Regions from separate parts of the Homo sapiens genome. Here all the other regions are linked to region 1. A link is a loop called in an ENCODE intact Hi-C map of the cell type or tissue named here. Cell type or tissue: PC-3. All regions are shown on one strand. Region 1 has its middle 120 kb from the start of SEC61G-DT. Region 2 has its middle 58 kb from the start of EGFR. Region 3 overlaps EGFR (epidermal growth factor receptor).

What was found. A loop is a pair of places that touch in the nucleus more often than their neighbours do. Peaks named below come from ENCODE experiments on the same cell type or tissue, not always from the same donor. Only the 100,000 strongest peaks of a DNase experiment are listed, where the experiment ranks them.
Region 2: it touches region 1 in a loop (3-fold over the local background); 4 of 110 quality-filtered maps call a loop at or near these places.
Region 3: a loop joins it to region 1, with 3 times the contacts of the local background. A loop is called at or near these places in 6 of 110 quality-filtered maps.

What each region holds. Positions count from the first base shown.
Region 1 is chr7:54,874,717-54,882,716 of GRCh38, forward strand. No RefSeq gene overlaps it. Among named protein-coding and RNA genes, the nearest start is that of SEC61G-DT, 120 kb to the left of the region's middle. In PC-3, a CTCF peak has its summit at 3,147; no DNase peak of the experiment used is centred here.
Region 2 is chr7:54,956,626-54,964,625 of GRCh38, forward strand. No RefSeq gene overlaps it. Among named protein-coding and RNA genes, the nearest start is that of EGFR, 58 kb to the right of the region's middle. In PC-3, no CTCF peak of the experiment used is centred here; DNase peaks (open chromatin) are centred at 4,096, 4,906 and 7,736; H3K27ac peaks cover 3,360 bases.
Region 3 is chr7:55,025,988-55,033,987 of GRCh38, forward strand. The region is part of intron 1 of EGFR (epidermal growth factor receptor); the gene reads left to right. Among named protein-coding and RNA genes, the nearest start is that of EGFR, 11 kb to the left of the region's middle. In PC-3, no CTCF peak of the experiment used is centred here; a DNase peak (open chromatin) is centred at 4,544; H3K27ac peaks cover 1,843 bases.

The DNA of each region.
Region 1 (8,000 bases):
GGAATATAAAAATAGCCAATTAAACCTGGAAAAGCATAAATATTTCTTTATAAGGTTTTATAGGAATATGTGTTTTCATTTGTCTTAGGTATATACCTAAAAGTGGAATTGCTGGGTCATATACTATATGTTTAGACTTTTGAGAAACTGCTAGACTGTTTTCCCAAGGAACTGCACCATTTAACACTCCCATCAGCAATCTATGAGGGTTTCTATTTCTCCACATCTTCACCAACAAATATTACCTCTTTTAAATCATAGCCATCCCAGTGAACGTGAAGTGGTAGCTCACTGTGGTTTTTGTTTGCATTTCCCTTATGACTAACTATATGCAGAATCTTTTCATGTGCTTAGTGAACATTTGTATGTCTTCTTTAAAGAAATATCTATTTAAACTCTGTCCATTTTTAATTGGATTGTCTTTTATTGTTGAATTTAATAGTTCTTTATATATTACAAATATAGGTCTGTTATTCAATACATGGTTTGCAAATATTTTATCTCATTCTTTGGATTATGTTTCCACTTTCTTGTTAACATCTTTTGAAGAGCAAAAGTTTTCAATTGCATTATGGTAAAGTTCAATTTATCTATTTTTTCTTGTTACTTGTATTTTCCTTGTCATATTTAAGAAGGCTTTGCCTAAGCCAAGACTATAAAGATTTACCTCTATATATTCTTCTAAGAGTTTTATACTTTTGTTTTTTACATTTTTGAATCTATGATCCATTCTGAGTTAATATTTTTATATGGTGTGAGGAAGAGGGAAAACTTTATTCTTTTACATGTAGATATCTGGTTGTTAAAAAAGATTTGTTAAAAAGATTATTCTTTCCCCCACTTAATTGTCTTGGCATCCTTGTTGAAAATTAATTGACCATAAATGTAAGAGTTTACTTCTGAACTATAAACTCTATTCCACTGATATTTATTTTTATCCTTATGCTAATACCATACTGTACTCATTACTATAGCTTTCTATTGAATGTTAAAATTGAGAAGTTCGAGTTCTCCAACCCCCATCTTTTTTATGATAATTTTAGATATTGTGAGCCCATCAAATTTCCATATGAATTTCAGGATCAGCTTATCAATGTATGCAAAAAATGTAGCTGTGATTTTCATAGGGATTGTGGTGAATCTGTAGATCAATTTGGAGAACATTGGGGAATATTGCCATTTTAACCATATTAAGTCTTCCAATCTGTAAGTATGACATGGATTACCATTTATTTAGATCGACTTTGATTTCTTTCAGTTATGTTTTGTATTATTGAATGTAGAAGTCTTTTACTTTTTTGTTAAATTTATTCCTAAGTATTTGATTATTTGATGCTATTGTATTAATAAATGAAATTGTTATTAATTAAACCTAATTGCATCTTTGAATCTGAAGTGCATTTCCTGTAGTGAACATAAAGGTGGATTTTGCTATAATCTGAATGTTTTTGTCCCCCCACGAATTCTTATGTTGAAATCCTAACTCCCAAGGTGGTAGTATTAGTAATTGGGGTCTTTTGGAGGTGATTATGTTACATGGGTAAAGCCATCATAAATGGGATTAGTACTCTTTTATAAAGAGGCTGAAGAAAGACTCCTTCTCCCTTCCATCACATGAGGTTATGATGAGAAGACAGCTGTCTATAAAGAAGCAAGCCATCACCAGACACTCTATCTCCTGGCAGCTTCATCCTGGACTATCAAGCCTCCAAAATTGTGAGAAATTTCTGTTGTTTATAAGCCACCCAGTCTATGGTATTTTGTAATAGTATCCCATATGAACTAAGACAGATCTTTCTATATCTGGACTGTCAATCTATGCTTTTGATCAGCATAATTAATCCTTTCACATTTATTTTTATTATTGATAAAACTGTATTTATATCTTACATTTTATCTTTCTTTTTTCTATATTTCTCGTGTCATTTTTATTCTACTTTTTCTCATTTATCGCTTTTTTGCATTAAGTAAATATTTTTCTAGTGTGACTTTTATTTCCTTTAATGAACTTATGCAACTTTTAGTTCCTTTTTATTATATATTTAATTATTTTATGTATGCTGGGCTTACCACATACATCTTAACTTGTCAGAATATCCTTGGGATTTATACTAACTTTATTCTTGTGAGATACAGAAATGATATTTTCTATTTCACAGTGATAAGACATTGTCATTATGCCCTCTACCTTTTCATTTTTATTTTACCTTTTCCTTTCCCTTTACCCCTTTGCCTTTTTTACCTTAGTTCTTTTAGCACATTTTTGTTGTTGTTGTTGTTGTTGTTGAGATGGAGTCTTGCTCTGTTGCCCAGGCTGGAGTGAAGTGGCATGATCTCGGCTCACTGCAACCTCTGCCTCCTGGGTTCAAGCAATTCTCCTGCCTCAGCCTCCCAAGTAGCTGGGATTACAGGTATGTGCCACCACGCCTGGCTAATATTTTTGTATTTTTAGTAGAGATGGGGTTTCACCATTTTGGCCAGACTGATCTCAAACTCCTGACCTTATGATCCGCCTGCCTTGGCCTCCCAAAGTACTGGGATTACAGGCACGAGCCACCATGCCCAGCCCCTTTGAGCACATTTATAATAGCTTCTTTGAGGTCTTTGTCTGCTAAATTTTAAAACAGAACTCTCTCAAAGGCAGTTGGTGTTGCCTGCTTTTTTTCTTGTATATAGATTGATTTCCTTTTTTGCTTTTGCAAATCTTGTGATTTTTTGTTAAAAATATCATTTTAGATACACTATTGTAGCAACAGTGAATAGTCACACACACACACACACACACACACACACACACGCCCCAGTAGAGTTGTTGTTTTTTTTTTTATGTGTTTAGTGACCTTGTTGAACTATTTAAGAAAGTCTATATTTTTGTACTGTGCAATTTCTCAGTCACTCTTCAGAGGATGTGGCCTTGGCCATGTGCATAGTCACCAGGGATAATGGTGAATTTAGCAGGGCTGTTTTTGACTTTCTCCTTCCCAGTCATTCTGTTAAGCTGTCTGCTTGTCTCAGTATTATATCTAGCTATTATTATAGCTTCCATCAATTGCTAGCTGATTATTCCATTGTTTTTGATGATGCCCTTGGGCCTAAATTGCTTCCTATCTTTGAGGCCACTGTTGAGGTTTGTTCCAACCACAGGAGGGCTCTTTTTAGCTGTCTGTTTCCTGGTTTTCTCTGCCAAAGTTCCACCTTGTTTGTAGTGCAGCTTGCTCCTGTCATGGAACTACCAGCCCTCTCTTAATTACTTACAATCACTGCTTACCTCCACTGTTTCCCAGAAAGCCCTTAGGCTCGAATTTCCCTTACTTTCTGTTCCAAATAAAGTCAGTTCCTTAAGTGGAGCTTTCGAGCTTTCTCCTCTTAGGACCAACGTATCTAGTTGGGCAAAACCGTTGTGTCGCTGCTCTGGAGGTAGGGACCAGGATAGTGGCTTACTTCTCTGAGTGGCACCCCTGCTTCGCAAGCAGGGCACTGGATTGAGGCAGCAGCCTCTGGTCTTCTCAACTTGCCTCCTTTTGTGAGGAACCTTTGGCTTTCTAAGCTACAGGTGAGGGCAGTTAGGGCCCCAGTATTCTTGGCCTGCCATACCTGGGGTATGAGTGGGAGCTGGGTGGAGAAAGGAAGCCCCAGACCTCTCATTGTTCTTGCCTCAAACAGAGTCTCTGTAGCACTGAGCTGGTAGCTTGCCCTTCTCATAGAGATACTTCTCATGGAGATACTTAAGGGACTGACTTTATTTGGAACAGTCATACAAGGCCTATGTTCTTGGCCGATGGGAAAGAGCTTTGATCTTGCCTGCATCTATGCAGAGTAGAGCTGTCATTTTGCTGAGCTGGATGGGGAAAGAAAGAACAGGAAGTAGCTCAAATTTCACTGTTCTTAGCAAAATTTGGTAGATTTTCTTAAATAAATGTTTCTTTTTATGCTGTATGCCCATAGAACAAGTTCCAAAGATTTAAAATGTTTGGGTTTCTTTTCTCAGTTTCACCAATTAGGTTGTTTCACTAGGGAGAGGGTACATGTAGGTTATTATGCCAAAATTCTGGAAATTGTCTACCAGTATCATATAATTTTAAACTAAGAATTTCAAAATTAAAGAAGCATATTAATTGCTCTCAATTATAAAACACATATGCAATAATAATTTTGGAGGATTGTATTAAAAATCACAACACTTAGTGCTCTATGACAATGTTCATTCTGCTCATGAATCTGCAATTTGGCAGAACTTCTGCCAAAGAGACTGTTCACTCTTGCTTTATTCCATGTCGACTAGGGTTACTCAAAAGTTAGAACTGAAATAACTTAAGGGCTCACTCATTCATATTTTTGGTGGGTTATACTTGGAAAATTCAAACCGCTGCAGGTTATAGTAGCTAGGGCTTCTTGGATATCGCTATCTTTATGTGGCCTCCCCATGTGGTCTCTCTAGCATGCTTCAGGGTAGCTGATCTTTTATATGTCACCTAAGGGCTTCCAAGGCATGTGTCCTCAGAGACAGGAAAAAGAGGAAACTCTGACTTTTTATGACCTAGCCTTGGAAGTCATAAAGTGTCATTTCTGCTCAAGTCCCAGGCCCACTAGATTCACCCATTTGCCCATTTATCTTGGCATTTCTATTTATAGAGATGAGTAAGCATGATACTCAGAAAAATAAAGAAATTTACCCAAATTATAGACCTAATAAATGAGAGAACAATGATTGAATAACTCTGTCTGGTAATATTCAATAAATGCTATTAAGATACTTGGTCACAACTTTTATATAAAAACAAATTTACACCCTGCGAGCGAGAAACAAAAATTCCTTCTAGGAGATACCAGGAGATAGACAAATCATAGTACGGACAACTCACACATTTCAACAATGTTATGTGATGTGTACACCCCGCTAGTAGAAATGCAATGTTTCAAGGGAGGCTAAGAGATGGAGCAATTTACTCTTCCTTGGGGGTGAGAGGGACTGCCCGGCTGAGAGGTAACATTTGAGCAGAACCTTAGAGGATCTTCAGCGATAGATAGTCTGTAGTTGAGGAAGAGAGGTCAGAGCCCAGGCCCAGAGAGCACAGGGCCACGGAACTGACATGGGGGGTGTGGAGATTCAGGGAAGGCTGGGCACTAAAGCATAACTGTGGGATATGGTGAAGCCCAGGTGTTGGGGGAGGTGGGGTCAGGAGATGAGGCTGGAAATAGGTTAGGCCTTGCTTGTGAATGACTTTGAATGACATACTTAGAAGTTGCTCTTTAACTTATGACTAATCAAGAGCCACAGCAGTTTATAAGTAGAGAAGTGATACAGTAAATTCCACATTTAGAAAGACCACTTCAGTGATTACATAGAGAAAAATGAAGGGATTTAATACTGGGGAATAAGACACAAGACAGGAGAGCAATGTAATAGACGGTGCTCTGGTGTTGAGAATGACATCAGAGGCATATCTTTTGTGTTTTTATTCCAATACTGTTGTAAACTTCTGAAGCTTGAAGGTCTGTGCAGCAAAAAAATCTCAGTGTAGGTAGAGGTGTAGCAGGACAAGCAGCAGACAAAACCCCTCAGACACCGAGTTAAAGAAGGAAGGGCTTTATTCGGCCAGGAGCTTCGGCAAGACTCACGTCTCCAAAAACCGAGCTCCCCAAGTGAGCAATTCCTGTCTCCTTTAAGGGCTTATAACTCTAAGGGGGTCTGTGTGAGACGGTCGTGATCAACTGAGCAAGCAGGGGGTATGTGACTGGGGGCTGCATGCACCGGCAATCACAACGGAACAGAACAGGACAGGGATTTTCACAGTGCTTTTCCATAAAATGTCTGGAATCTATAGATAACATAACCAGTTAGGTCAGGGGTCAATCTTTAACCAGGCCCAGGGCACGGCGCCAGGCTGTCTGCCTGTGGATTTCATTTCTGCCTTTTAGTTTTTACTTCTTCTTTCTTTGGAGGCAGAAATTGGGCATAAGCCAATATGAGGGGTGGTCTCCTCCCTTAGAGGTATCAACTGTTATTTAATTACATTTTAGCAAAATTTTAAGGGTGGTTTTTCTAGCAGTAGGAAAGAGGAAAAACACCAAAATTTGACTAAGTTATTTGGCTTTTATTCAATTCGTTTTGCTCTTTTTTTTCCTGTGACATGAGTTTGTTCCTGAAGGGCAAGGTCAAAGGAGTTTCTGACTAATGTATCCCTAAACTTCGTGCTGTTTTATTACTCTTCCATTGAGGCCAGCACACCTTAATATGACATTTTAAAATTCACAACGTTTTGTTAGCAAAATAGTTACTTTTTTTGCACTTTTATTTTTTAAAACAATTTTTTATTAAAACAATTATCTTATCAGAACCAATGACGATACCCATCAGCCAGTGTTAGTAATGCCAAACAGGCCTCTCAGCTTGCACTATGTTAATTATATTCAAAATAAGAATCCACAGAAAGAACTCAAATAAGTACAAATATTTCTTAATATATTTTTGGGATGGAATTCCTAATAGAGTCTATTCCTTGCCTGAAACCTGCAAATATACATTACTTTTAATGTTGTTAAGTATGAGTCACAAGTAGAGGTAAGAGGCAGTGAACACAATGTTTCTTACTGCAAATCTTTTTTTCCCCTCTAAAAATTGGAGTTGTCTTATACTATAGTCACTGAGGAGAGTTACAATAAGAACCATCAAAATTGTTAGTTGCAACTTGAGATAAATAAAATACACATAAATCCTCCCAAGTGGAAAAATATTCACTGTGTGTGTCTTTCATTTTCATTCATTAAGACAAAGTTCTGAAAGCCAAGTACTACATTTGTTGTTTAGTTCCCTTTTGCACTCAGAAGATTCAAAGGGAACTTGACATTAGCATTTCTAATCACCCTCTTTCAGTGAGAGCTGACACACAATCTATTTTGAATAGGCCTGAATGTCAATCACTGGTTTAGAGTCCACAAAGTGGGGAGGAGTGTGTTGAGTGTGAACACAGGGAGCTGCATCTCCTGCATTTGAGCTTTAGATTCCTGAGGGCACCCAAGTGAAGATGTCCATCATACAGCTGAATAGATGGTTCCAAATGTCGGAAGAAGACGCTGGATTGGAAATACAAATATGACTGGAAAATAAGTTGAAAAAACTTTCTTTAAATCTTTTCAAATGTACCCCAGTGTATCCAGACTCTGCTACTCCAGGCCACATGGCCAAGAAGTGAGTCTGTTGTATGAGAGCCAAAACGAAGGGTGGTGAGTTGGATGCATGGTTGGACAGTAACACTTCTTCTCAGTATAAGAGACTAGATGAAAGCCTAAGGAGAAAGATTGTTTAAAAAACAGGGCCAGAGACTATGAGGATTATAGGGAAGAGGAAATGGAGACACCTCATTCTTCAATGTTGGAAGCTGATCAAGAACATTTCTTGAAGTGCATGGAAGAGAACTCCGTGCTGAGTTATTATTCTACCCATTTTGGGAGCACCATCAACACAAATCACTTATCAGCCATTGAGTATTTCATTTTGAGTTACACTGGTCAGTGTTTGGGAACTGGCACAACCTCCTCTCCAGGGACTATTCTGCTGCAGAAAAACACAGGCCAAGACTCTTTGCCCCAAATCGAAGCTGAGGCTCCTGGACTACTTGGGAGGTAATAGTGTGAAGCCCACACCCTAGGCAGAGGGGGAATGAAGAGAGCTGTTTGGTCATTGTCCAACTTATGCAATTTAGGCCTATTATATCTTGGTACTTGTCTAGGATACTGTTAAACTCAGAATCTAGGTTTGGGATTGTATTGCAAACATAGTAGCAACACTAGATGAAGCCAAGTATATCTCTTTCAAGAATGACAAAAGGTCTGAAATTTTACTCTCCTTGCAGACAAACAGGTTAGCCTGCCACATTTTCACGGATGCTGGCAGGAGATACAAGACTCCCAGGTCATAGACAACTTTTTTTGCTCACAGCACAGCAGGCAGCATGAGCTCTGTGTTTGTTTCAATCCCCTCACCCCGCAATTTCCATAGG
Region 2 (8,000 bases), 82 kb after region 1:
CCTGCCTGGAGCCATCAGCGCCTCTGCCAACTGGGTGCTCAGTTCTACTCTTTTTTTTTTTTTTTGAGACGGAGTCTCACTCTGTCTCCTGTCTTCCAGGCTGGAGTGCAGTGGCACGATCTCGGCTCACTGCCACCTCCATCTCCTGGGCTCAAGTGATTCTCCTGCCTCAGCCTCCCCAGTAGCTGGGATTACAGGCGCGTGCCACCATGCCTGACTAATTTTTGTATTTTTAGTAGAGATGGGGTTTCGCCATGTTGGCCAGGCTGGTTTCAAAATCCCAACCTCAGGTAATCCACCTGCCTCGGCCTCCCAGTGTTGGGATTATGGGCGTGGGCCACCGCGCCCAGCCCCTGTTCTACTCTTTACCTCTGCTATCTGTTCTCCAGGCAGCAGCCAACAATGGTTCTTATAAAATGTGAGTCAACGATGAGAGGTCCTTGCTCAAAATATTGCAAAGGCTCCCAAACAGATGAGAAATATGACCTGAATCTCCCCCGTGGTCCACAGGCCTCACAGGATCGAGGTCACCGTCAGCCCACAGAGCTCATCTCTGGCTCTAGCTGCACTGGCACCCGGCTGGCCGCCCAGCCTTCCTTGCTCTCCTTTGGACGTCTCCCTCCCCAGCGGGCCCCAAGTTGGGGCCTGCCCTCCCTGGGGACCCTCTGCCTGCAGCTCTCTTCCCTCACAAGTGCACAGGGATCAGCTCACTCAAGTCTGTGTTAGATGTCGCCTTCTCAAGTGGCCTTCTCTGACAGTTGAAAAGTCACGACGCCTCTTCATCCTCCCTCTCCCCTACTCATTTTCTCTCATTTCTCTGAAGTGCTTATGACATTTCAGCATGCTTCACAGTCAGCTCTTGCATGGGGTCAGCATGTGCCTCCATGCAGTAAAATGCAAGCTCCCTAAGGAGCAGTTTTGTTTACTGCTCTATCTCCAATTTCTAAAACAGTTCCTGCAGCAGAGGAGCATGAAAAAAATTGAGCAGGGACTGAGTGTTGGATCCCAAAACACTTTTCAAAATGCTCACCCCCTGGTGTTGATGATTTAAACACTAACTGGTGCTAACAAGCCCATGCCCCTGTGTCGTGTTACAGGGATGGACAACGTGCAGTGGGGCATGGAATGCACTCGCCTAACTCAGCCTGACGGGATGAGGAGAGCTTCTGGAGGAGGTTGCATGCAGGCCAGGTTTTGTGGCAGAAAATGGGGCTCTTCTAGGAGATGGGGTGTGGGGGAAATGCTGACAGGCAGAGGAAGCCCCTTCCTCCCACCTTGTCAGTTCTCCTTTTCTTTCTTGCTATAAAGAATGAGAACATGGCAGGACTGGTGATGCAGCCAGTGAAGCAGACATGCAGGATGCCACACAGGCACAGAGCAAAGCTCCCTTAAAGGTGAGGTCGGCAGAGGTTCCTAGCGGAGATGACCCTGAAAACTAAGTTTTGAAGAATAAGTATGGAATGTTTGGAGGTTCTGCAGGACCTCAAGTGAGAAACAGTGAGTGGCTGAGCTAGTGCAATGACCATGGAGTGAGGAGGACAAGGTTGATAGGAGAGGTATTAAGGGGATGGCATCACTGGGCATGGTGGCTCATGCCTGTAATCCCAGCACTTATGGAGACCGAGGTGGACGGATCACCTGAGGTCAGGGGTTTGAGACCAGCCTGGGCAACATAGACACCCCATCTCTACTAAAAATACAAAAATTAGCCGGGCATGATGGCGGGTGCCTGTAATCCCAGCTACTCATGAGGCTGAGGGAGGAGAACCACTGGAACCTAGGAGACGGAGGTTGCAGTGAGCTGAGATTGCACCACTGCACTCCAGCCCGAGTGACAGAGTAAGACTCAGTCTCAAAAAAAAAAAAAAAGGGTGAGGGGAGGGATGGAATCTGAGGAGGCGGACACTGACGGGATGTGGTGGGGGCTGGAGGAGGGAAGCCACTCAGATGAAGCCCTGGGGTGCTGCCTGGATGGCTGGAGGAATAGCAGTGCCATTAGCAGAGGAAACAGAGGCCAGGCGCTAGGCAGAGGAAAAGGCATCTAGAATCAATGACCTGGAGGTGCCTGTGGGAAATAGAAGTGACGTCTCTGTGACTACCTGGTGTATGGTTAGATGGGTCTGGAGCTCAGATATGGATGATGTTTAGCTTCATTATTTGCTGGTTTATTCTAAAAAATTTAAACATATGCCGAGATTAGGAAAATAAGATAGTGGACCCTATACGTATCCATCACCAAGCTTCCAAGATTGTCATTCCACTGCCAATCTGGTTTTACCTATGCCCTCACCTATGCCCAACCTTAACTATTTTGAAGCAAATAGCAGACATCACATCTTTTCATCCATAAATGTCTCAAGAATGAAGATTTTTTTAAACACACAATACCTCTATCACACCAAAATATTAGCAATAATTTCTTAATATTATCAAATATCCAGTTATGTACAAATTTTTCCCATTGACTAATACGTATTTTTAAAATCTGAATCAGAATTCAAACCAGGATGTCTCTTAAGGTTTTTGCAGACTCTAAAATCTTTCTCTCTCTCTTTCTTTCTCCTGCCATCTTTCTCTCTCTCTCCATTTTTTTACCTCCCTTCTTCCCTTACTCTTTCTCAATTTATTTGTTGAAGAAAGTGAGTAGTTTGTTGGTAGAATTTTATATAGTCTACATTTTGCTGATTGTATCCCAATGATGCCCTGTCTCCTATATTTCCTGTTAACTGGTAATTCAATCTAGATATTTTATCACATCCACGTTCAAATTTTTAGCAATAAAATACAACAAACCCCCCATATCTGTGTGTCCTGCACTCATGGATTCAAGCAACTGCAGATAGAAAATAGTTTTTAGAAAATCGTGTCTGTACTGAACATGTATAGACTTCTTTTTTCTTGTCATTATTTCTTAAACAATAAAATATTGTAACTATTACATAACATTTACATTGTATTAGATATTATAAGTAATATAGAGGTGATTTAAATCATATGGGAGAATGTATGTAGGCTACATACTAATACGAAGCCATTTTTTATCAGGAGCTTGAGCATCTGTAGATTTTGGCACCCACGGGGGCCCTGAAAGCAGTGCCTGCAGATGCTGAGGGATGCCTGCCCTCATGCGATGCCAGCACTTCCAGCACTAGGCACAGAAGCCCGCTAGCCTCACCTTTCTGACATTAGCAGACACTGGTGGTAAGGGCCCAACCTATTATTTCATTAGATGTGAAAAGATGCTAACAGTCAACTCCACCAATCCTTCCTTATTGCTTATCAGCTGGAAGAGATCACCAGAAGTCACGAAACAGCAGTGCCAGGCCGGGATGAGGACATCCAGGAAGAGGGTACAGGGTGAGGCCTGGGGACCCTCAGCACTTCAGGAGAAATGAGAAGGGGGGATGCTGAGAACAGCCTGGAAAGTGAAGGTCCTGCCAGAGGGGAGAATGCCTTCAAAGAAGCCAAGGTGGAGGAGCGTCATAAGCGACAGGGAGGGCCACAGTACCCAGCATCCTGGCATAACAAAGAGATAAAGCAGGAGAATCACATGGAAACGACAGTTCCTTGACCACAATTTCCATCATTGTATTTGAAGGAATGAAAGGCGATTGACCTTGATTTAGCGCCCTATATGACACCTCCAGCCTCCAAAGCTGGCTTCCACGCAGGAGGCATGACTTTCCCCTGCATTCCCATTCCCACTCGCCTTCCTCTGCCTGTGGGAAGCAGTCAGGATAATCTAGGCTGATTTGCTTGAAGAAGCAGATGATACATGATTGGGGGAAAAGCAACAGCCTGTCCTTGTTTTTTTGTTTTTTTTTTAAGTCTAGTCTCTGAGTAAAAGGAAAGTCTCATAAAACATAGTAGCAACCCATTTAGAAGCTGTGATGAGAAATCGCAGTTTCCTCATTGGCCAACCCAGAGAAAGGCTTTCCTCTTCAGGGGGATGGCACAGAGTTGGAAAGGAAATGAAGACAATGCAGGCAGTATCGGTGGACTCCTGAGAAAATGATGACTCAGGCAGTTGGTGGGGAGAAGTGTCACATTGTCTGAGGATGTCCAATTGCAAGGGGGAATTATGCCCCTTAAGTAGGTGGAGCCAAGGGAGGTAGCAAGAACTAGCCCAAAAGTATATATGGATGTGATTAGTCACAATGGCTGTAATAGTCATACAGGGCTCCCTTCCCACCATGGTCCAGGAAGCAACTGACTCCAGGGGCCTGAGAATGGTACTGAAGCAGAACGAAATCCTCCTTGACCCTAACAATACTGAAACAAAGTGTGATTCAGCAGCAAGCCACCCTCAGGAGCCTAGGACCAAGGACTAAATGGATTTTCAGCCATTGTCAGAGTGGATGGGTAAAGTCAAGGACCTGCCTACACAGATGACCCCCACCCACCCAGCATCACGATGACCATGATCTGTGCTGCTTCTATGCAAGCCCCTGACTATCTGCGAAACACCGGGAATTGAAGTGAGACACAAATCCAAATTAGGTTTCTGTCAAATAGCAAGATGGAGTTAAAAAGGAAATTGAGTTAGTGTTTAAAATAGAAAGAGAGAGGACAGAGGGAGGGAGGGAAGGAAGAAAAGAAAACAAGAAAGTTACAATTCTTTATATACAAATTCATGTCTAGATGTTTATGTATTACACACTCTCCTGCCCACACACACCCACCTCTAAAATTTGGAAAACAATAATTTTGAAAGCCCAATATTTGCTAATTCTTAATTTCTTCTACTAGTAGCAACAAGGAGTTAAATTTTCTTTCCTTCTATTCGGAGGCATTTCTGCCCTTAGAGACCAGCCCACATCAGGTAATAACACGGCAGCCTCAAATTGAGACCCTTCATGTTTGTTATGCTCATTTCATAATCATTGTCATCTCTGATGAGTCATTTCACCCTCACCATAAATCATTTATGACACTTGAATATAAATATGAAAATAGAAAGCTTTATTTTAAAAGTGTAAGCAGGCTGGGCATGGTGGCTCATGCCTATAATACCAGCACTTTGGGAGGCCGAGGTGGGTGGATCACCTGAAGTCAGGAATTTGAGACCAGCCTGGTCAATGCAGTGAAACCCCGTCTACTAAAAACACAAAAATTAGCCAGGTGCGGTGGGGGTGCGCCTGTAATCCCAGCTCTCCAGAGGCTGAGGCAGGAGAATTGCTTGAACCTGGGAGGGGAGGTTGCAGTGAACCCAGATCACAACACTGCCCTCCAGCCTGGGTGACAGAGTGAGACTCCTTCTCAAAAAAAAAAAAAAAAAAAAAGTAAGCAACAAACTCCAAGCTATAAAACTTTTGAAAGTTTTGCATCCCTGAGGCCATGTAGCCAGGCAATGCCTGGGTAGTGAGCACTTGGGTTGTTAGCCTGGTGTTGCTCTTTGTCCTGGGCTCAGAGCTGGGGCCGACAACACATACAAACCACCCACATCTTGGCAAATATATGCCGCCATTGTCACGTTTCCACCAGCTCGAAAGTGAGGTTAAAAAAAATAATCCTTACCAGCCTCAAGCTCTAAGAAGGGAAACTCATTGCAAAAGGATCAGAAGGAAAAATAAATAAATAATTTTATTCTCTTCTCTATAGCTTATCCACACCCTAATTAGCAGCAGGATCCTAATCCATATCCTGCTAATACATATCCTATTGGTTCTGTTTCTTTGGAGAACCCCTGACTAATACATCAATACTCTGCAGAGATTTCTTGATTTAAAATAACAATGATATTTTGGGTGAGGAGTAATTAAGTGATTCTAAAGTTTATCTGTAAGCATACATAGAAGAGTTAGAAAAGAGTGTTTGCTATTGTGAATAGTGCCGCAATAAACATACGTGTGCATGTGTCTTTATAGCAGCATGATTTACAATCCTTTGGATATATACCCTGTAACGGGATGGCTGGGTCAAATGGTATTTCTAGTTCTAGATCCTTGAGGAATCACCACACTGTCTTCCACAATGGTTGAACTAGTTTACAATTCCACCAACAGTGTAAAAGTGTTCCTATTTCTCCACATCCTCTCCAGCACCTGTTGTTTCCTGACTTTTTAATGATTGCCATTCTAACTGGTGTGAGATGGTATCTCATTGTGGTTTTGATTTGCATTTCTCTGATGGCCAGTGATGATGAGCATCTTTTCATGTGTCTTTTGGCTGCATAAATGTCTTCTTGTGAGAAGTGTCTGTTCATATCCTTTGCCCACTTTTTGATGGGGTTGTTTGATTTTTTCTTGTAAATTTGTTTAAGTTCTTTGTGGATTCTGGATATTAGCCCTTTGTCAGATGGGTAGATTGTAAAAATTTTCTCCCATTCTGTAGGTTGCTTGTTCACTTTGACGATAGTTTCTTTTGCTGTGCAGAAGCTCTTTAGTTTAATTAGATCCCATTTGTCAATTTTGGCTTCTGTTGTCATTGCTTTTGGTGTTTTAGTCATGTTACTGGGTGCAGCACACCAACATGGCACATGTATACATATGTAACAAACCTGCACATTGTACACATGTACCCTAGAACTTAAAGTATAATAAAAAATTAGATAGGGGGAAAAAAGAGTGGTGACCTATATTAGTTGTCTATTGTTACATAAAAAATTAATCTCAAACTGAAAAGCAACCTTTAAAGGCATTGGGCAGCAGTTTTGGCAGGGTGTTCATATTGTCTTTGGAAGCCATGCGCTAATCTGGAAATCATTCCCATGTATTTATCAGGAAGTAAGTCAAGGGTAAGCATAAAGAGTTTCCAAAGTGTTGGAACCTGGTGTTTCCAAAGAGGCAACACATTTCTGCCAAGGATCATAGACTTTGCCAGAATTCTGAGGACAACAGGGCTCCAGGTGTAACCAGAACACCAATAATTCACATGTCAGGCTGGGAGTTAGAGTCCATCACAATATGAATACAGCTAAAGTTTGTTTTTAATAAAACATTTTCTGTAAGGCAAATTAGGATAACTACTAAGGCCTCACAGCTGATAAATGGCAGAGCAGGAATTTGAATCCTGTTCACTTTGTTTACAAAGCTTGTGCTCTTACCATATGTGATGATTAATTTCATGTATCAACTTGACTGAGCCATGGGGTGCCCAGATATTTGGTGAAACATTATTTTAAATGTGTCCATAAGAGTTTTTCTGGATGAGATTAGCATTTGAATTGGTAGGCTGAATAAAGTACCTTGCCCTGCCCACTGTGGGTGGACCTCATCCAATCTATCAAAGGCCTAAATAGAAGAAAAAGTCTAAGTCTGAGTAAGAGAGAATTTGTGCTCTTGGTCTTCACTTGCCTTCAGACTCGGAATTGGTCTAGAACTTAGGAGATTCGCTCGCCTGGTTCTCAGGGTTTTGGCTTCCTGGGTCTCCACCTTGCCAACTGCGGATCTTGGGACTTCTTGGCCTCCACAATCACATGCCAATTCCTTATAATAAGTAAATAAATACAAATCCTGTTTCTCTGGAGAACCCTGACAAGTACATCAATATGCTACAGAAAATTCTTGACTTAAAGTAACAATGATATTTTGGGTGGGGAACAATTAAATGATACTGAAGTCTGTCTGCAAGCATAAATAGAAGAGCTAGAAAAGAGTGGTGATCTATATTCTGTCTATTGTTGCATAAAAATCACTCCAATATTTAGACACAAAACAACAAACACTCATCATCTCATGATTTCTTTGGTTTGAGGGTTTGGGAGTGGCTTAGCTTAGTGGTTTTGGTTGAAAGTCACTCAGGATATTTGGCAATGATGAACATTTTATTAATGTCCTAAAACTGGGTTGTGAGGTTGGTTAAAATTTACTAAAAGTTATTAAATGGATCTATGGTCTGAGCGTTTGTGTCCCCTTCAAATTCTTATGTTGAAACCTAATCCCCAATGTACTAGTATTAACAGGCAGGGCTTTGGGGGTGATCAGGCCATGACGGTGCAGCATTCATGGATGAGGCTAGTGCCTTTACAGAAGAGCCCAGGGGAGCATGCATGCCCCTCC
Region 3 (8,000 bases), 150 kb after region 1:
TTTTTTTCTTTTTTCTTAAAGCAGTAGCTTTTGAACCTTGACCATGCTTTCTAACCAGCTGAGGGGCTTTTGAAAAAGAGGGTGCCTTACTGTGCCCCAGACCAGGACAATCAGTATTTCTGGGGAATGGAGCCTGGCACACACACATTTCTTAAAGCTCCCTTGGCAATTCTGAGGAGTGGATTACATGTTGTATGTAGCTCGTAACGAAAGAAATCTTGTCTTTGCTCTCAGACCCCCATTTCTTACTCATCTCATGAGCTCCTTCGAGATCCAGAAACAGTTGCATATTTCATTAGTAAATCAGTTCCAGAGTCACATTTTATTTCACAAGTTAGTCCATTAAAAGTTTCCTGCAGTGAGGAAATAGCCAGAAAGAACACTCCACCCCTCCTCCTTTTTATAACTATAGGGTCTGGCTCGACAGAGCAGGAGCATCGCCATCTTGGACAAGCCCCTCATTCTAAAGTTCACCTTAATAAAAAACTGCCTAAATTCAAACTGCATCAGCCTAATGGCTAAGGTCAGCATGACCATAAACCACAAATAACATCTCCAACCGGAAACATTCGAAACTCCTCCTCGACCAGAGACATGCTAGTCCCGAGATAACCCCCCTCCAGCAGGGAAGATGCCAGTCTCGGGATAACCTCTCTCTGGCCGGAAAGATGCCTGCCCCAAGATAAACTTGCCTCCTCCCAGAGATATTCCAACCCTGCCATAAAACTTCTCCCTCAAACAGGAACATTCCAAAATTCTGATAATCTCCCTCACCCTAAAACCAATATATACTCCTAGTCTGTAAGAGAAAGCGCTCTTGACCAAAATTCACCAGGAGTGCCTCCCAGGTTTTAACTAAAGAAAACCTCTCTTTAACTGCCAAAAAAAAAAAGGGAAAAAAAAAAGCTTTCTGCAGTGGCTTTCAGCGGGCCCAGCATGGCAGCAGCACCTGAGAACCTGTTGGAGATGCACACTCTTGGACCCCACCCTGGCCTCTGAGTAAGACACTGGAAGGGCAGGCCCCGGTCTGTGCACACAAGTCCTCAGGGAGATTCTGACTGATGCATGCCAGATTTTGAGAACTGCTGATATACTCCAGGCACATCGCATGCTGGGATCTAGATACACCAAGGGAACAAAATAACTGCACTTGTCCTCTGAGGACCGACTTACCTTTTGGAAGGGCTGAGAAAGAGAGACACATACAAGATCACTCCCTGTAATGCAATGTTTTATAACAGATGTGATTTGGGATTTCAGTGGGAGCCCAAAAGAGGGACTGACTAATTCAGCCTCTGTGACAAGGGGAGTTTCTCAGAAACAGAATGCTTAGCTGGGCCTCCAGGCACAGGGACAGGAATGAGGAAATACTTGTAGGCCCTGTGCTCCTTCAGCAAAACCCTCAGTTTCTTGTTATTTTTATAAATGCAAACATCTTATTAAAGTAGATGCTAAGGCATTAGAATTTCCTGCTTTATTTTTCTAAATGACCATGAGGAAACCTGGAATGTCAAAGATAAAGTGCAACACATTCTGCATTTAAAAATTAAAATGATCCTTTTTAAAAGTAGCAACCAGATGTGAAAAATTGGACTGGAGTCCAGGTTATAGTTGATAGCTTTAACTTTCTCCCCAACAGCAACAGCACAATTTTCCCTAAAATGTGTTATGAATAAGTAAAATGACTACTTCACATCCTTTAACTCTTCCTACAGAAATCTAAGAGAGAAATGAAACAAAAGTTTGCACAGTTCTAGACACGATAAATACATGTGAAATCACACAACTCAGAAAATGTCCCTTAAATTAATTGAGCCATTGGTACTTGTGAATTAGAAGAGACATCTATGTTCTGATCCACTGTTGAAAGCTGTACAATGTTACCTATTTATTTGCAGACATCCTTTGGAAACAAATAGGTAGATTTGCAACAAATAAAGAGTGGAGTACAGCTGCTGACATTACCTTGTATATTCATGCCTTTATGTAAAAAAAAAAAAAAAAATATATATATATATATATATATATATATATATATACACACACACACACATATGGAGGTAAAGACCACTGCTTGCTTTGCAGTTGTTTTAAGAGCATTCATGAAGGATTTTATTTTATAAGCAGAAATGTGATATCTGACGATTTTACCACTACATGCTTGCAGGCCAGTGCACAGCAGATGACGTCATGATTGTTTTAGCAGTCCTATCGTTTTACTTATGATGTCATTACAACCCTTTGCTAAAATTTCTTTCCTTTACTCCAGGTTTTGGATAAAATTGATGCATTGCACATAGTCTCTCTGATAAGACAAACTGGCATTTGTATGTGAAAAACTGTGCATGTTTTAGTGTCTCTGCTGATACTCAAATTATCCATTATTTTAGTGCTGGAATAAAAACAAACCACTTAGTGAATTTGTGCAGGTCCTTAAGGACAGGCAAAGGTGTCCTGAGATTTTCTGATCATTGTATACCAAATTTTAGAAACTTTTTCAAAAACATTTTTTTAATTTCAAAAACCTGGTTTTGTTTATTTACCAGCAATCATTGAATACCTGAAAGCTTTCAGGAGATTTTATTACAATGGTTTCTATTCACTTACAAAATTATCTCCTAGTTCATTCTCATACACTGTAAGCCATTGTAAATGCTTCAAATTGTGCCGAACAAGATAAACTAGACAAACTATTTTAAGTTTGTTCTAGTGCTAACTTGCAAGATCTAATGGCTCCAACTAGATTTTTAAAATAAAGTATATTTTAATATATTATTAGAAAGTTAAGCAATTATCTGTTTATAGGTAACAAAAACCCTGGAACCCCAATGTCAGATGTCATCCACTTTTGATTAAGTCCAAACATATGACAGATAAACAAAAGATGGTTGGCTGGGCTCAGTGGCTCATGCCTGTAATCTCAGCACTTTCAGAGGCCGAGGCGGGCGGATCACAAGGTCAGGAGTTTGAGACTTGCCTGACCAACATGGTGAAACCCGCCTCTACTAAAAATACAAAAAAAACAGCTGGGTGCGGTGGCACGTGCCTGTAGTCCCAGCTACTCAGGAGGCTGAGGCAGGAGAATCACTTAAACCTGGAAGGCAGGGGTTGCAGTGAGCTGAGATCACACCACTACACTCCAGCCTAGGCGACAGAGCAAGACTCAGTCAAAAAACAAAAAAAAAGTGGTCATTGGAGAATTATTGTGTCACCTGTTGTTTTTTAATGTACTAATTTTGAGAGGCTTTTAAATAGAGTGCACTATAGAACTTTTTCTTGGCTTCAATTTGCTACAATGTTAATAGAGAATCAGAAACCTTATCCTTATAGATGTTTCTTGATTTTTTTAATTTCTGGTGACATTTATGAGTGAGAATAGTGTATTGCCCTGTTTTCTTTCTTACTCCCCTTTCTTCTTCCTTCCTTGCTTTCTTTCTTCTTCCCTTCCTTCTTTCTCTTCCTCGCTCCTTCTTTTTTACAAGCTGTTATGAATTAGCCTTCACAGAGAAAGAAAAATTTTTATAAATAACTGGAAATGAAACTTTGCAAAGGACTGCAGATGAAAAACTTTGTCAAATGACTGTAAAAATATACTATATAATTTTCAAAAGTTAGAAAGTACCAAACACACTCAGTATTCATGGTTATACAAGTATGCATACACATGTATTGCTCCCTGAAAAGTGGTGTTGTTAAGGGAGTTTTTCTTAGTACGCGGCTTAACATATTTTTTTCTGTAATTTGTTGTTAGTTATAATGGGGAGAGAAAACAGGTTAGAGTCTCCCCTCTCAGTTTCACCTTCCATAAAACAGCTAAACTAGACGATCGTCAGACTCCTTCCAGCTGAAAACATCTGTAAAATTAAAAACAAATCTAAATGTATGCAAGATATGTATTTAAACATGCTGGTAATAAGTGTGCTGTCCCTATAATTTAGATGCTAAAACATTGATGTCATAATAATAACAACACCTCGCATTTGTACAGCACCTCATAGTTTACACAATGCCTTAACATTCTTCTCTCTCAGCCTCCTACAACCCCACAGGATTGGGATAGCTTTCCAGATTGGGAGGTGAGGGACCCAGGCTCAGAGCGATTCTGCTGTTGTCCGTAATCACCAGGCTGGTGATCAGTGGGCACTGGGTGCTCTCCTGCTACACAGCACTGTCTCTCAACATGCAGGTCAAGGTTACTTATTCCTCCTTCAAGACGTCATTGGGTTTTTTAGCTATGGATGCCCCATCACTTTTAGTTCTATTTGTGAATCAAAGGCTAAATAAAGTATTCCTCAAAATTTGTTATACTTCTGTTACTAATGCTTAATGTCCCTCACAATTTCTGTATATTTCTGTGTATTTCTGCTCTGTTTTGGTTCCTTTCCCAGGTTTCTTTTTTGTTATGAAGTAGTTTTTAGACTCAAGTCTCTTCTGTATGTGTTATAACTGCCCATTCCATAAGATACAGGGCAGTGAATTTGTGAGCCTTGAAAATATTTACTTTAGAAATGAGAAGTATGACTTTTCAACGTTGTGTCATCAACTTCTGTAAATTTTCCAGACCTATAAATACTTGCAGAAAAAAAATGAAAGGAGAAGGCAACTTGATTTAGCAGTTGGGTCAGTTAGCAATGCCTATGGCAAGCTGTAGTAATTCCCTTACATAGATTTGTAAGACTCATTTCTATGATTTAAATGAAGGCATACACTTAACCTCTTTAGGGTGTGAAACAGCTTTTACAAAAAGAGACAAACTTAAGAAACAGTGTGGCCCTCCAAGAGTGTTCATTTTCCATATCATACCATTTGTAATAAGCTATTCTGGCTGGGATTTACTTGCAAGCATTGGCTTTTAAGAAGAGATGGTTTCACACATCAAATTATTCACTTGGAGGCACTTTCTGGGTTGAAGGAATGGAATGGAGAGTGCGGCAGTGAGTAGATCTCTCAGTGACGGTGATGTGCCTCTCCCAGAAGAAATTTCAAAATGCAGTGTTCATTTTCCTCCACAAGAAAGGAAGAAACTGTTTTGTTATTGTTTATTCCTAACATAGTGGAAACTTTTCAGTACTCTGGCAGAAATTTCCCAAAAGCAATTTTCTATTTCATGATTATAAAGTAGCAAAGGAAAAAGTCCTGCACTCCAGCTGAGCAATGGATCTCCAGTTGTTATCTAGGTGCTGCAGGTTTAGAGAGGATTGCCAGGAGAACACATCGATTTTTCAGGCCTGTGATGACGTATCTCTTGTTGAATAAGTAAACCCTTCCAGTAAACAGACAGTTAGTATATTGATTTCAGGGTGGCTTTAGCCACTGAACCTGTAAGTCTTGCAAAGGTTACTTGGGCAAAAGCATCATTATTTTACCTTCAGTCAACAAAAATCTACCTGGCCAAGGCAGAACAGAAAGTTCAGCAATTTGATGAAGTGGGACAACATGAAGAATCAGGTGAGTTGCCTACTTTTTCACTTCACTTTCCACCTTTAGAGATTCTTGTTTAGATGCAGAGTAGTGACGTGCCTGGTGTCAGGGAGAGAGTTGAATGAGAAAAGTCCCAGAAGGGCAGAAGACTTGGGTGATTATCTGAGTCCATCTTTCCTTATCACATGACAGAGTTCTTGAAGTCTTGGCTAGGAATTCTAGGCTTTTAGATTCTTTGGGCAATGGCTACTAAATGTTCATAATGTTGCTCAGTTGCAAAAACAAGACATTCAAACTATAGCCAGGGAGATAAGTAGTCACGAACTCAAGGCCTAAATTCTGCTGATGGAGCCGATGAGAATTGGGTGCTAAGGCAAAGAGAGTTGCCAATATTATATTCTTCGGGGTTTTTTGTTTTTATTCGCATTTTGGAAAAGGAAAATATTAGCATTCCTCTGACTTAATATTGAGAAGACATTGGGCACTCTTTTTCCTCCCACACTTGTCTTCTTTCACTAGGTGACAAGGGAAGAGGTAGCATGAGGTGGTGGTCACAGGTGAGAGGGGCTGTTGTGAGCACAGGCATGTTGACTGCACATTGGTCACCTAGTAGAAGTTTTGCAGGCTTGGTGACTTCTGAACACTGTTTTCAAGGTTGATTTTTAGTTGAGAGAACCTCTAGGTACCACGTAATGTTATTAACAGTAGTACTGATCTCACAATCGCCCTATGTCCCATTCACAAGATGTTCTGCCAAGCCATAAAAGGCCCAGTTAAGTTTAAGAGAAGTCTCAAAAGTAACAGATGATAACTAATTAATACCCAGTGATTTTGAAATGTAGACATCAAACATACCAATTCAGTGGTATCATCCTTAGAGGCAGACAGAGGATGATTAAATCATTCAGCCCATCTCTGTCTGAGGACGCAGCTTAGCACAGCATGGTGGAGGCTAAATGGGCCTTAAGGGAAAAAATGATATCTGAAGATGCAATTTATTTCAAAAAGAGTTTGCTCCCGTGAATTTTCACTCTCTATGTAGAACGGCACCAGCACACACTTTTCCTGAGCCTTTGCATGTGTGGCAGGCAGCGGCCTGGCATCCTGGGGAACTGAATGAGGACGCAGATGACCCGGACGTGTTCACAGTTTGACACATCTGACTCCCAGATCAGGGACAGCTAGCTTTGCTGGCTGGTTAAGTTGATGATTCCATCTTTGCCTGGTTCTCTGACTGTCTCATGCTTTCTGTTATTACTATTTTGCAGCAGATATTTCTGCTCATTTTTCAATCATATATGCATCCTGGATGGCATAGAGTTGATTCTCCTAACAAATCAGTGTCCCTTTGTATTTTTTTCTGGCCATAAGATAGAATATATATGTCATTTATTAAAAATGGAGAAAATGTTCAGGAGTTTCTTGACTCAGAGAGGGAAAAGGGATACTCAGGGCACTTTTTCAGCCAGGAATTTACTACCTTTGCAGGGTAAAGGGGACTCACCACGCTGGAAGTCAAAATAAGCCACCAGTGCCAAGTGTTCAAAGCCCTTAGAATCACAATGCTCTTAAAGCAAAGTCTTCAACAATGCTTGAAAACTTCCACTGGTTCTCAGTATGTCCAAAATTGTCATGTCTATGAATGATTTTCTCAATCTGAAAATTTTTATAGCAGGCTAAAGAATGAGATAGGTCAGTGTGATTCTAGAACTAATCATTAACATTCAATAGATGACTATTTTATTCTAGAAAAAGCAGCAACTTTCTATTTACTCTCTATTTTGAGGGTAAATTCTCTGTAAGTAGAAAAAGCAAAATGTGGACATGGGACTAACATATGAATATACAAAGCAAATGTACCGAAAAAATCTTAAGACCTGCCTTGTGGTGTTTTTTGTTTTGTTTTGTTTTCATTAAAGTGACTTGTTAGCCTCTTGCTCCCTGTGAAGCACAGGGAGGTGACGTGATGTGCACAGGGCAGACTCTGCCATATGCCCTGGCCTTGAACTCAGGGCCCCCTGGGGACTGCAGGGGATGCTGGCCATGCTGAGCAATGCCTGTGGGTGTCAGTTTCCTCATCTGCAGAATGAGGGTAGGCCTGGTGCTTATTTCATAGGGTCGCAGAGGGGATTCAGTGACAGGGTGGTGTAGAGGCTGGAGCGTGCCCCATGTGTGCACGACAGCCTTCCAACTAGGGGAGGCGGGCCTGGGCTCTCACCAGAGAGCCTGTGTTCTCCATGGCTACATGACTTTGCCCCAGACGTCCTTCCCGTGGTCTGGACCCTGGGAAGTCGCCAAGAGCCAGACAGGAGAAAGGCTCCACTTGGCTCTCCTCTTTGGTGACCATCCCTTGCCTCCATGGCGGGACTCTCAGGTGACATCCCACCAACCCTCACTTTGCTTCCCTGGTGGGTCTCACTTTCCCTCAAGAGTGTTGCTTTTTTGTTTCCTGCATAGTCCTGGGCCAGTTTTGATAACCCTCTTCATTTCACTTCAGAAACCCTGATGATTTCTTCCTGTGCTCTTTTTACCTTAGGACTTTTACTATGACGACTGTGACTGGCCCATTTCTTGTTTTT